Regions from separate parts of the Homo sapiens genome. Here regions 1 and 3 are each linked to region 2. Evidence: chromatin contacts called from ENCODE Hi-C or POLR2A ChIA-PET data. All regions are on one chromosome and are shown on one strand. The core of a region is the stretch at or near the end of the contact, and the rest is flanking DNA. Distances in the headings are between cores, read along the strand shown. Region 1 overlaps LOC101929432 (a long non-coding RNA gene). Region 2 holds the start of FBXL14 (F-box and leucine rich repeat protein 14). Region 3 holds the start of NINJ2-AS1 (NINJ2 antisense RNA 1).

Region 1 (4,165 bases), core at 1,282-3,781, 870 kb before region 2:
AGGTACCTGGCAAGTCCCGGACAGAGGTCTCAGAAGAAACCAACCCTGCCTACACCTTGATCTTGGACTTTTAGTCTCCAGAACTGTGAGGAAATAAATCTCTGTGTTGTTTAAGCCACTCAGCCTGGGTTACTTTATTATGGAAGCCCTAGCAAACCAATATGGGGATTAAATCTTTCTAAGCAAGAGACAAGGTTCAGAAGCAGTGAAAGAAAAGATTGATAAATTTAACTGCATAAAAATGGAAAATTTCTTCATAAAAACAAAAACGAACTGCAACAACAATAAAAAGCTCCCCCCATCAATTAAAACACAATAATAAATTGGGAAAACATAATGACCCTCAAAGAGCTAATTTCCTTAGATTGCCAGATTCATTCATCCTCTCTCTCTCTCTTTCTTCCTTTCAAAGCTGGAATTTCAAATTTTTATACGATATCTCCTGAAGGTTTCATGTTGAAAACTAATTTGATTTTTAAACACACTGTACAAGCCAACACAGTCTGGGGCTCCTGGTTTGGGATCTCTGGTCTAGACCACCACCACAGGGGGCCTTCCCTTCAGCAGATCAGTCCAAAATGGCCTATGAGTCCTTTTTAAGATCTCACTGCCACTGAGTATACAGAATGAAGATTTCATTTTAGTCATCCAGAATTACACACACACACACAGGCATGCCCGATTATTCTCTCTCACATACAGTATAATTTGGAGCTGTATTATGGAAGGAAACCATTTCCCTATATGCAACATAATATGTGTTGATCCTTCCCCTGCCCAAACGGGAACAGTGCTTTAGGTTTTTTTGTGCAGGGCTATGTGAGTCACTTCCTTTCTCCTTGCCTTATATGGTAGCACCAGGCCCAGAGGCCTACCTGCAGAACCAGGAGCCTTCCCAGAGATGCCTGTTGATGGATGGCTACACTGAGAACCTGAAATAGCGTGCAAATAACTCTCTTCTCTGTACTTGAAGCCAAATCGCATTCCCAGGCAGACATATCCAGCGGGGAAAGAAGAAACAAGAAAATGAATGATCCACTTGCACAAGAATCTCTCCTATGAGCAAGTGTTAGGTGAGGGTGGGGATAAGATGCCTGTCTCGGGAGACAAGGCTGTACAAATTCATAATTTGAATTTTTATGGTTAATTTTATGGTTAATTTTATGGAATTTTATGGTTAATCTTGGATAGTGGGATTTGGGATAAATTTGCTTTTATAATATGTAATTGTATTTTCTGAATTTTCTACAGTGAACTCGTATTGCTTTTATGAACAGGAAAAAGAACAACAAATGCCATAAAAATCATGTAGTATATTAATCTTGTCTTCCTAACAAGACTATATAAGTTCCCTGACAGAGGGAGTCACTTGTGTGTGTATGTGGTATCCTTTCCCATACCTGCGGTGTTGGGCTCATGGCATCCACTTAATGAACGCTTGCTGTCAGTCATTGATTTGGAGTCTTCTCCAGAGCTAGTCCTGATGGAGGTCACCAGACAAGTCTTGCCTGGGTCAGAATGACCCTTGTGGAACTGACTGGAAAGCAGATCTGTGGGTTGGACAGGTTTCACCCTGTATTCATTTTGCCCCACAGGCACCAAGATGTGCAATGCTGTATTCCAGGACTCTGCACCAGCAGCCTGTCATTTGGTATTATTTTTGACTTCAGTTAGTGTTTGCTGGTTTACAACAGGGTTTCCACTCACAGGTTTAAAACTGATTGTGTTTATCATCTATCAGCTTGAATATTATTTCAACCAAGAAACCTCCCCTGATCTCCTTACCTAGAAGTAATCTTTTCTTCCTCTAAGTTTTATTATATGCTTTTTACCTCCACATCATCCATCACTTTCTAAATTTGTGTTATAGTTATTTATGCACACATTTCATCTCCCCTCCTAAACTCTGTGTTTCCTAAAATTTGGATCCATTCTTCCATGGCTTGCTTTGTCCTATAATAAGACAACAGCTACCATGGTTCAAGCAGTTACTTGTGTGCCAAGCCCTTTACACGGACAATCCTGCTTAGGCCTCACAACTACTTCCCATGAAGTATTTTCACCTTCATTTTACAAGTGATAAACCTGAAGTCCCGAAAGATTAATATAATATCTGGTATAATGTGACACAGCTACTGAGTGGTACAGCCTGGATTTGAATTCAAGTAGCCTGACTTGAGAGTCTCTGCTCTTAACCACTGGGCCATAGCACCCCTGAATAACGCTTTCTGCACATTGTCAGCAGTAAAGGTGCAGTGGACACCTGTTACGTGAATTCATTAATCAGTTCATTCATGATCCAAGGATGTTGGGCAGCTGTTAGACCATCGCAGTTTCAGATACCTCTTCTGACCTACACCTTAGGACGGCTAAGGCTCTAAAGGACTTAGGAATAAAATCAGGGTTAGATCCTTTCATATCCAAACCACTATCAAACTGAGTTCTTCCAAGACTAACATTAGGAACGTTAGAGTTAACCCAAGACACTGCTTCACAGTGCCATGCAGACCTAGCCGAGTCTGATAACTTCCTAAAAAGGAGACGTTACACATCTCAAAGAACTGAATTACATAACTCTTTGAACTGTGGTGTTTGTTGTGTGTGTCAGAGGGAGAGGGCAGCCATATCTACCTTGTAGGGTTATTGTGAGGTTTAATGAGATAATGTGAATTGCCCAGAACAGTGCTTGGTACATAGAAAGAACTTCACACGTTAACACTACCCTCCCCTCTAGCCTCATCCCTGCTTTGCAGCTAAGCTGAAAGAAGGCACAAAGCCAAGAGGAGAGATGAAAGATGACAGCTGGCAACACGAGAGATGTTAGTCAGATTCCACAAGGTTACGTGATTGTGAATCAGAGGTGTCAAGGTCCACTCCCAAGGTTCCAAAGAGCAGCTTCTAGTCTTGCAGGAAAAGTTATAGGCAGGAGAGGGATCAGTGAGAGGCCTAATGGAAGAAAAAGGAAGTATTTATTCCTAGCAGAGGGTGAAATTCATCCTTGGGATTCTTTTACTGTGATGAGTGACTATTTTGTTGTCCAGAATTGGATTGGTTTAAGGGCATTCAAAGATCTACAGATCTCACTGAGTTGTCTGCATTTTACTGAGGAATGGGAAGATTAATTGTGGGCACCTGCCAGTCTAGTCATCCCACTTAATGTAACCAGCCCCAGAAAATTCCTCCCTCATTCCAGAAACCACTAAGTCTCTTGACTCTGTGAAGTTTGCACATCTGTCTGGAAAAAGGCAGTTCAGGTCTCATTTTTCCCAAGCAGTAGAAAAAGCCAATCTCAGTAAAGCTAGAAGTTTGTCCTAAGAATCTGGAAGGTTACTTAAAAGATATTTCAATAACCTATGTCTTAGGTAAAGCTCCCCAGAAACAGACTCCTAGACAGAGATGTGCATGCAGGGCTCACTGGTTTGTTGTTCATGGGGAGTACAGAGTGACAACTCTTGGGAGTCAGGGAAGCAGAACTGGACAGAGGGAGAAGCTGAACTATAGTATCATTGCTATAGAGGCTTCAGCTGGGCTTATGGGGCACGGAGTGACAAAAGTGCTAAGTTACCTCCGATGAGGCAACGTGTGGGCCTTTGTATCCATTAGTGACCATTCATTTGATGGTGCCTGACCTCAGGGAAGGGGTGTAGCCTTGTGCAAGGCCCTTGCTGAGAGCCATTCCAAGAGATGGACTCAGCTATGAGGCACCAACAGCTACCAGTGCGAGGATCCGAGTATCCACCATAGCCTGCTGTGCAACTCTGAGTCATATTTAAAACTCAAAATCTGTGAGAAATGCTGGTTTGTTGGCTTATTTTTTATTTTTAGAGACAAGGTCTGTCTCTGTCACACAGGCTAGAGTGCAGCGGCACTTTAACCTTGAATTCCTAGGCTTAAAGAAGCCTACCACCTCAGCCTCACAAATAAGGATTGCTGGAGCCCGGGAGGTCAAGGCTACAGTGAGCTGTGATCATGCCACTGCACTCTAGACTGGGTGACAACAACAACAAAATACCCTTACTTGTCAAACCCTTGGAAGCCCTTGGAAGAAAAGATCAGAGCTTGTTAGGTCTTGGGGAAAAAAAAAAAGAAATAGACAAGCAATATCACCCATCCAGTGGTTCCCCTCTATGGCTGACCCCTTATATTCCCAAAGCATTTTTCTTGC
Region 2 (4,439 bases), core at 298-2,797:
CCGTGATGCGCACACACTGTCCAATGTTGAGCGTGCGCAGCCCGTGCATCTGCCGCACCATGCGGTTGATGCCATCATCACTGATGTGGCAGGAGCAGAGGGAGAGAGACTTGAGGCCATCCAGCCCCTGGGCTATGTAAGCCAGACTCTGGTCTCCCACCTTGTCACAGAACGAAACATCCAGCCCCGAGAGGCGCAGGCTGCCCATGGCCAGATGCATGATGCCCGTGTCACTGATGTTGTCACAGGAGCGCAGGTTGAGGCTGCGCAGGCTGCCCATGTGCGACAGGTGCAGGAGGCCAGCGTCCGAGATTCCCCCACAGAAGCTGAGGTTGAGGAGCCTCAGGCCCGTCAGCCCTCGGGAGATGTGCTTTAGAGAAAGATCTGTGAGCTTCTGGCAGTCCTGTAGCGTGAGCTGCTCCAGGCCCAGGCAGCCCTCCGCCGCGCTGCGCGTCATGCCGGCCAGGTGCCCGATGCCCACATCCGAAAGGTGGCGGCAGCTGCGGAGGTTAAGGCTCTTGAGGCGCTGCAGACCCCAGGCGATGAGCAGAAGGCCAGTGTTGGTGATGTTGCTGCAACCTCCCAGCTCCAGCACCTCCAGGCCCTTGAGGTACTGGGCTATGCGGCCCAGGCTGCTGTCAGTGATCTGCTTGCAGAGGCTCAGGTTGAGAGCGCGCAGGGAGCCGATCTCCTGCACAAACGCGTGGCCCAGCCCGTTGTCGGTGAGGTTGTAGCAGCCGCTGAGGTTGAGGCTCTCGATGTTGGCCATGCCCTGGATCACGTAGCTGAGGCTGCGGCGGAGGCTCAGGATCTGCACCCGGCGGATGCCCCGGGCCTGCAGGCTGGGGAACAGCGACGGGTTGGCCCGGCGCAGGTGCAGCTTGGCCTCCACCCCCCGCCACACCGACTTGTGGTAGGCGGCGTCCCGCCAGGCGGTGCACACCTGCGCCGCGCGCCCCTTGTCCCGGACGTCCAGGTAGCCGAAGATCATGGCCAGCAGCTCCGGGAACAGGCATGAGATGTGGGTCTCCATCTTCCTCCTCCCCCCTCCGCGGCGCTGGGGGGAGGAGGCGCGGGCCCCGCCGCTCCGGCCTCGGGCAGGCGACGAGAGCGCTTCTCCCCAGCCGCCGCCGCCGCCGCCGCCGCCGCCTCGGGCCCAACGGCCGGCCCCTCCCCGCCTTCCGGCTCCGGCCGCCGCCGCCGCTCCTCCTCCTGGTCCGTCCGTCCTTCCTTCCTGCCGGCTGCGCCTCCGGCCCGGCCCTCCCCCGCCCCGGGCTCCGCACGGCGCTCACATCCCGGGCGGGGAAGGCGCCTCGCTCTCGCTCCCGGAGGCCGGCCGCCGCCGCCGCCTCGGCTCTACCCACGCCGCGCCCGGGCCGCGCCGCTCCGCCCGCGCCGCCGCGCCCACGCCCCCTGCCGCATCCTCCGCCTCCTGCCGCCGCCGCTGCTCCGCGGGCCGGCGGGCGGCGAGGGGGCCCCGGGGGCCGGGCGCACGGGCTCCGGGCGCGGAGGAGGCTTCCTGCTGCCTTTGTCTCTCGCCCGCTTTTCAAACCTCCCAGCCCCGGGCCGCCCGCACTCCGCCGCCCAGGCGGGGGGACCAGGAGGCCAATCCCGGCCGGCGGCGTGCGTTCCTTCTCCCCCGCCGTCCGCGGCCACTTGGGAGCTGCCGGCCCCCGCACCAAGGACGCCGCGGCCGTCCGGCCGGAGCGCGGCTCGGCGCAGACCCCGGGCGAGCAGGCGGGCCGTGCGTTTGGTAGCGCCCGGGCCGGCCCCGGCTCCGCCGCCCTGCAGCGCGTCCCCTCCGCCGCTCCCGCTCCCCCGCGCCCGCGCAATGGTACGGGCCTGCGCTGCCGGAACTGTGGAGCCGTTGCCCTGGAAACCGAGTTCGGCCTGGTCCCGTGGCCCCTGATTTTTAACCCTGTGGGCGCCACGGGGGAGCGGCAGCTGTCAGCAGAGCGCCTCCCCACCCGGCTTCTTTTCACCCGGTAGCCCGTTATTGAGCCGTTCCCTCTCTGGGCCACGCCCCAGCCCCGTTCCTTCTTTTTCTTTGCTGTTGAAGTCTGCGCAGCCCCTTCCCACAGTTTACCCCTGCAATTCGTTACCCTTATTTCACACCCCTCTCCCTTGATTATCCCTGCGAGAGCCGCCTCCTATAGCAGTGCTCAATAATCGTCACCCCAACTCTCCTTTTCTTACTGTCCCTAATGCCCCTTAACGCCTCATTATCACACCCCCTGCTCCCCCGGTTGGGGCTGTTTACTACGACGCCTTTCTCTCCAGTCTTGTGTCTTAAATTGGAGAGAAACTCGGCTGTACTCATCTTAAACAATGACCCCCTCCAGTCGGTGTTCTAGAAATTTCTAGAATTATCCATGACTACTTCCTTCTAGCATCTTCTGATGGTTTCCAGACACGCTGTGTGTGTTTCCCTCGGTACTTGATACATCAAAACTTCCCTCTACTTCTGAACGCTGCTGCGCCACCAATGCCCTCAGTCCGCTTTGCTTACAGGGGAACAGCCTTCCCCTAAGCCTTGTTTTAGGAGCTTTCTCCTTGTCATCAGCCTTAGACTATCAGTTGTATGGCTCAGTTGTACTGATAGTCAATATATTCGTATATGCTGAATCCAATTTACTTTTTGATTAAAATGGAATGACAGTTGAACTTGGTTTAAGACAATCCAGTCGTGTCTGTTGGTTTATCAACCGTTTTATGGAAGCAGGGCACAATTCCATTCTAGGATGTAGCCCCTGGGTCCTAAATGTCCGTACTAAGGATAGAATTTCAGAAGTTTCATTTTAACTACCCCCAAACCAAGAATTTTTGGATCAGAGAAAATGATCCTCTGTATTTTAATTTATGGATCCACACAACTAGATACAAGACCAGCGGATTTATCAGAAAGGGAAAATGGTTTCATTGATTCTTTGAGGACCTGAACAAGATTTGGAAGGGGTTCCATATTCAGTGTAGGAGAGTAACTTTTGCCCAAGCAACCACTATTAGACCAAATACATACAGATTCAGTAATAGGCATAATACACCTTTTACACCCCTACCACTCCTCTTTCCTAAATCAGGAAATGCAGAAGCAAAAATTCTCGCCAGCTTGTTACCTCACCCACATTACACGCAGTGTGGAGCCCATAGATTTTTATAACCTTCTTGAAAAAATAGACTGTACTGTTAGTCATCCAGTACATCCAGATGTACGGTGGCAGTAAGTGTCACGATTCTGGGGTATGCCTGGGCTTCACTCTTCTCCTGGAGGTTATCTAGGCTTTTATTCTTCTCAGTCACTTCTGCCTAAACGTTTACCTTAAATTCTGCGCAAAAGTCACTTTTTGATTGTTCTGTGCACCTAGATGTGTTTGGGTTGATGTCAAGGCCTTAATCCAAAGCACCTTAGTGTAACTTAATCCTGCTTAATAAAAAACAAAGTACCCCACACATTTGGGGGGAATTTTAGACAAGGGGCCTGACCAGCCTCGGACTAAGAAGGAGCCTAATGGTTTTCCTTCTCTAGAAAGGCCCTTGTTCTCAAATCTGAAGAGTCATTCAGAGGTATCTGGAAGCACTTTCTCTAGAAGTTGGCCATCTGGTCCTCGTTCTAACAACAGTTTTTCTTGAATTCTAGAATCTTATTAACACAAAGCCTTTTATTTAAGGCACTCAAGTATATATTATAAGGATTTTCAGCAATATGACTATTTTCACCTTCAATAAATAGGAAAATATAGCATCAAGAAGCATCACAGAAAAAGCATTCCCGGGGAAAAGGAACTAGGGCGTAGAATGAGCCCTATGCCGAATCTGAACACCTGGTGACTTTATGCTACTGAGGAAACGACTCTCCTTTCTGGGTCTCGGTTTCCTTGTGTAACACCAGGATGATTTGACTAGGTAATCTTCAGGGACCTTTCCAGTAGGAACACTCTGAGGCCAAGAGCCTAGCATACTGTCTCCTTAACCCATGGAACAATTACACATTGTTCCTAATGCAGGCTCCAGATATTAAGAATAACTTCGAATACAATAACTTCCTGGGAGCTTTGGTTTATGCTCAGACTTAGGACACAAAAATATATGAAGAATATGTATAGACAGGAGACTCTGATTGTCTGGCAAAGATGTATACCAATGTAGAAAATCCTGTGGCTTGCTCTTCATATTTTTAAAACTGGTTGAGATTTTTGTATATGATTTAACAAGTTGCAACCATAAGTTTTTTAACTAGCCTATTTAAAAGCAGAAATGATAGCCTTGTGTAGGGAGTCTCTCCAAAGCCTTACAAAGAATTTTTTTTTTAATTCTAGATTTTTCAGATGGAATGTGCTTTTCACCTGGGTAGGGTGGGAAAATTGAGAGGCCCAACCCAAAGATCAGGCTTACCTAAGGATTCATACTTTCTCCTTCAGAAGGGGAAGACCTGGCAGGAA
Region 3 (4,690 bases), core at 2,040-4,539, 960 kb before region 2:
GCAGACTTCGTGGGTACAGCTGCAGCATACTGCACACACATTAAGGGTGGCACCTCTGTGCCCAGACCTGGGCTTAAGTGGAACCAGACTCGCCTGGGACAGACTTTGGGCGCAGTGACAGGAGCCCATCAGCTGCTCAAGAGACCCCTGCCAAAATCTCAACTGGAGCTGGGCACAGTGGCGCATGCCTGTAATCCCTGGGCACAGTGGTGCATGCCTGTAATCCCAGCTACTTGCGTGCCTGAGGCAGGAGAACCCGGGAAGTGGAGGTTGCAGTGAGCTGAAATTGGGCCACTGCACTCCAGCCTGAGCGATAGAGCGAGACTCCGTCTCAAAAAGAAAAAAAAAGTCTCAATCAGCTAGGCCAAGTCCTTCCTGTCCTGTCCCTGTCCCTGCCGCATCCTCCCCGCCCTGCCCCCGGCTCCTCTTTCACACCCTGTGCCAGACAGAAGGCCTGGGAGTGAAAAGACTGGCCATGGGGACAGAGAGCTGGATCCAAAGGTCAAGGCTGAGTTTGCCAGAGCCTGCAGGATCCCTGCACCGCTTTACTGGATCCCCAGGTTGAGCTGAGATGCTGCTCTGGGTGGAGAAGGGGCCATGAGCCTCTGGCAGGCCTCTGTGTCACACCTTTCCACCAGGGAAAACTGGGTGTGGATGTTTCCCCTTCGTATGTACTCTGAGATCTCTATGAGGAGTCTTCCTAGAGGGGAAGGGGGAAGCCTCCTCATAGAGATCTCAGAGTACATAGGAAGGAGCCAGGTCTTTCCGTTCTTCTGCGTCTCCTCACAGCGTCACCTACAAGGGTCTGGCACACAGTGGACACTCTTCCTGGCTTTTCTGGTACAGAGTGACCAACATAACAGTTAATAGCATTTCCTCATTTTACAGACAGGGAAAGCAAAAAACATAAGCATGGTAATGCATATATAATACGTGTCTATGGCAGAGGCATTCGAACCAGAATGACTCCATCTTGAATAGGGGCTGGTAAAATGAGGCTGAGACCTGCTAGGTGGCATTCCCAGGAGGTTAGGCATTCTTAGTCACAGGATGAGATAGGAGGTCAGCACAAGACACAGGTCACAAAGGCCCTGCTGATAAAGCAGGATGCAGTAAGGAAGCCTGCCAAAACCCACCAAAACCAAGATGGCAATGAAAGTGACCACTGGTTGTCCTCACTGCTCAGTATATGCCAATTATACATTAGCATGCTAAGAGACACTCCCACCAGCACCATGGCAGTTTACAAATGCCATGGCAACACCTGGAAATTATCCTATATGGTCTAAAAGAAGGAGGAGTCCTCAACTGGGGGAGGGGGAAAATCTCCATCTCCTTCCCAAAAAGCTCATGAATAACCCACCCCTTGTTTAGCATATGATCAAGAAATAACCATAAAAATAGCCAACCAGCAGCCCTCAGGGTTGCTTTGCCTATAGAGTAGCCATTCTCGTGTTTCTTTACTTGTCTAGCAAACTCGCTTTCACTTTACTTCATGGACTAGCCCAGAGTTCTTGTACAAGATCCGAAAAACCCTCTCTTGGGGTCTGGATCGGGACCCCTTTCTGGCAATGATACCCTCTTATTGTGGTAATTCATTTAATCCTCACAATGATCCTCTGAGGTAGGTGCCATTATTATCTTCATTTTACATGTGGGAAAACTGAAGCCGGAAGGATGAACAGCTTCCCAAGTTCACCGAAGGAGTAAGTGGTCCACAGGACTAGGAGCCTGGGATTTGCACCGAGGCAGTCTGGCTCTGTTCTCCATTGGCCACTGCGATGCCACCTGGGTGGAGGGAGCACAGGTCCAATGGCGGGGAGAGTACAGTACAACCCAGGATCCTGTCTTCCAGGTCTCTCCACGCAATTAACCTACTCAAAACTTCATGACAGTCCAGCAAGCTTGTCCAACCCACAGCCTGTGGGCCCCGTGCAGCCCAGGACGGCTTTGAACGCGGCCCAAAACAAATTCGTAAATTGTCTTAAAACATTATGAGTTCTTGGTTGGGCATGGTGGCTCACGCCTGTAATCCCAGCACTTTGGGAGGCCGAGGCAGGTGGATCACCTGAGGTCAGGAGTTTGAGACCAGCCTGACCAACATGGAGAAACCTCGTCTCTACTAAAAATGCAAAATTAACCAGGCCTGGTGGCGCATGCCTGTAATCCCAGCTACTCAGGAGACTGAGGCAGGAGAATCACTTGAACCTGGGAGGCAGAGGTTGTGGTGAGCCGAGATCGTGCCGTTGCACTCCAGCCTCGGCGACAAGAGCAAAACTCAAAAAAAAAAAAAAAATATATATATATATATATATATATATGAAGTTTCTTTGCGATTTTTTAAAAGTGTATCAGCCATTGTTAGTGTTGCTGTATTTTATGTGTGGGGCAAGACAATTCTTCCAATGTGGCCCAGGGAAACAAAACAATTGGACACCCTGGATGATGAAAAAGAGCACTCTTCAGCCCCTGCTGTCACCAAAGCCCCACCTCAGTTCTTGCCCTTAGGTAACGCCAAGATAGCAAAATGGAATTTTACCAAACCGCTCTTAGGTTCCTTCCCCAGGAGACCAGAAATGCCCTGGGGACTGCCTGCCTTTGAGGCAAATTTTTTTTCCTTTTTAAAGAAAGTGGTAAACATCTGAAAATAGAGTTTTTGAAAGAAAGTGACTCTTCAGTTGTAATTATAGCAGAGAGGGTCATTGCTTTCTATCAGCAAGAAAGCTGCTTCTATTTTTTTTTATTCTCTTTTTCTTGGTTTTTTGTTTTGTTTTGTTTTGTTTTGTTTTTTGAGACGGAGTCTCGCTGAGTTGCCCAGGCTGGAGTGCAGTGGTGTGATCTCGGCTCACTGCAAGCTCCATCTCCCGGGTTCAAGCGATTCTCCTGCCTCAGCCTCCCGAGTAGCTGGGACTGCAGGCTCCGGCCACCACGCCTGGCTAATTTTTTTTGTATTTTTAGCACAGACGGAGTTTCACCATGTTGACAGGCTGGTCTCGAACTCCTGGCCTCAGGTGATCTGCCCGCCTCGGCCCCCCAAAATGCTGGGATCACAGGCGTGAGCCACCGCTCCCCGCCGCTGCTTCTAAATACAGCCTGTATAATGCAAATCCCCAAAGAGGGCCAGCCTCTGGCCCCATTCAGCTTCCTCCCTCAGAGGCTGGGTGCGTGCGCCCTGGGCGGGGCGGCGGGCTCCCTCCGGAGAGGCCCCAGCCCGGCCTCGTGCCCCTCCCCAGCAGGCTTCCGGCCCTGCGCACAGACCCAAATGGCGCGGGAGGAGGAAGAAGGGGTCAGCTTCAAGCCTGACGTTCTAGGGGGGAGCCGCTTCTTAAGTACGTGCTAGGATCAAGGGTGCATTTGCAAACTTTTCAAAATGCCTTAGAGGAGGTAGGAGTCAAGCCCTTGGGATCTGGAGGGGAAGGAGGAGAGTCAGTTAAACCGCAGAAAGGTTGGTGGGGAGTGGGCTCAGTAATGGCCCCTGTCACAGCCTCGGGCCGGGACTCGCCAGCTCATTTTCTATTTCTAACTCAATGCCAGGCACTGAGCACTGTGCTCAACCTAGTAATTTGGAGACGGAGGTGGATATGCATATAACAGAACAGGATGCTCTCCGGACAAACGTTCTGAAGGAAAAGCAAACGGAAGATCCTCCCGCCTCTGCTGGGCAGTCTCTAATGACCCCTGGGGTATGTTCCAGACATGCGTGGGCATCTGCGAATTTACTCACCTGAGAGCTGCCTCTACCTTTTTTTGTTAAATTTTTATTTATTTATTTATTTATTTTGAGACGGAGTCTCCCTCTGTCACCAGGCGGGAGTGCAGTGGCGTGATCTCTGCTCAATGCAACCTCCGCCTCCCGGGCTCAAGCGATTCTGCTGCCTCAGCCTCCCGAGTAGCTGGGAGTACAGGCGCGCGCCACCACGCCCAGCTAATTTTTATATTTTTAGTACAGACGGGGTTTCACCATGTTGGCCAGGATGGTTTCTATCTCTTGACCTCGTGATCCGCCTGCCTCGGCCTCCAAAGTGCTGGGATTACAGGCGTGAGCCACCGCGCCTGGCCTGCCTCTACCTCTGATCCCTGGGATCAGAAATGAGAAATGCAAAGATTGTCCCTGTGTTATGTGTGTACTGTTTGTAATTGTAATTCACAATCCCCTTTCTTGCTCCTCACCCCATATTCAATTAAGAGAGAAAGGTGAAAAACACAAAGCACAAAATGTTTCCAGGAAACTATCTGAAACTCCTGGAAGGCTAGATTTAGGTATAAACAGAGTAGAACTCCAGATTTCTGCAATGCTCCTTAGGGGCTGAGCTTCCTGCATGCCCTTGACAATTAGAGGAGTTTTTTTTAATACTTCAAAATTATTCCAGAAAGGCATGCAGATGAGAAGATAACCAGGTTATGAGGAAGCCCAAGGTATTTGGTAAGGATGCTCAAGTTTTGGGGAAGGTCAGCTGAAATAGCAATTTGTGGGTGGACTATTAGCAGGGAGTTGACTGGAGAATTAATCAGACGTTGAAGGGACATGGGGGACCCGGGAGGATGAAGTCTGAACTCGGGCTCAGGATATGGAAAAAGATTGAGTAAAGCTGAGATTCCTGTGTGCTTAAAGTCCTAACCAGCCCCAGGGTGTCTGAGGCACGCTGGTAAGTAGAATCAGAGATTCCATTCAGCAAAAGCAGACAGGAAA

Evidence for each region. A loop is a pair of places that touch in the nucleus more often than their neighbours do. ChIA-PET counts read pairs that join two places held with the same protein, here RNA polymerase II (POLR2A). Pooled maps may share reads with other maps.
Region 1: a loop to region 2 is called in a pooled map, with 2.3 times the contacts of the local background. The contact joins the enhancer-like site here to the promoter of FBXL14 in region 2. A Hi-C loop is called at or near these places in 1 of 50 pooled maps. POLR2A ChIA-PET finds 5 or more read pairs at or near these places in 2 of 52 experiments (HEK293 and activated T-cell).
Region 3: a pooled map shows a loop between it and region 2 (4-fold over the local background). The contact joins the promoter of NINJ2-AS1 here to the promoter of FBXL14 in region 2. A Hi-C loop is called at or near these places in 3 of 168 maps with a recorded cell type or tissue (chondrocyte, esophagus muscularis mucosa and prostate gland), 1 of 37 single-sample maps with no recorded cell type and 18 of 50 pooled maps. POLR2A ChIA-PET finds 5 or more read pairs at or near these places in 2 of 52 experiments (CD4-positive, alpha-beta T cell and activated CD8-positive, alpha-beta memory T cell).

What each region holds. Positions count from the first base shown.
Region 1 is chr12:723,785-727,949 of GRCh38, forward strand. LOC101929432 (a long non-coding RNA gene) reads left to right here. Exons shown (of 4, transcript XR_007063153.1): 3 at 856-1,073. Among named protein-coding and RNA genes, the nearest start is that of LINC02455, 9.3 kb to the left of the region's middle. Within about 2 kb of position 2,532, at least 2 of the 41 ENCODE cell types and tissues checked have a DNase peak (open chromatin) inside an H3K27ac peak, as active enhancers do.
Region 2 is chr12:1,593,034-1,597,472 of GRCh38, forward strand. It overlaps FBXL14 (F-box and leucine rich repeat protein 14), which reads right to left and starts at 1,548. Exons shown (of 2, transcript NM_152441.3): 1 at 1-1,548. The coding sequence starts at 1,033. RefSeq lists enhancers at 1-105, 623-812, 2,183-2,252 and silencers at 23-72, 1,053-1,922.
Region 3 is chr12:627,602-632,291 of GRCh38, forward strand. It overlaps NINJ2-AS1 (NINJ2 antisense RNA 1), which reads left to right and starts at 3,290. Exons shown (of 5, transcript NR_122124.1): 1 at 3,290-3,384; 2 at 4,613-4,646. The region is part of intron 1 of NINJ2 (ninjurin 2); the gene reads right to left. RefSeq lists silencers at 3,076-3,155, 3,216-3,315.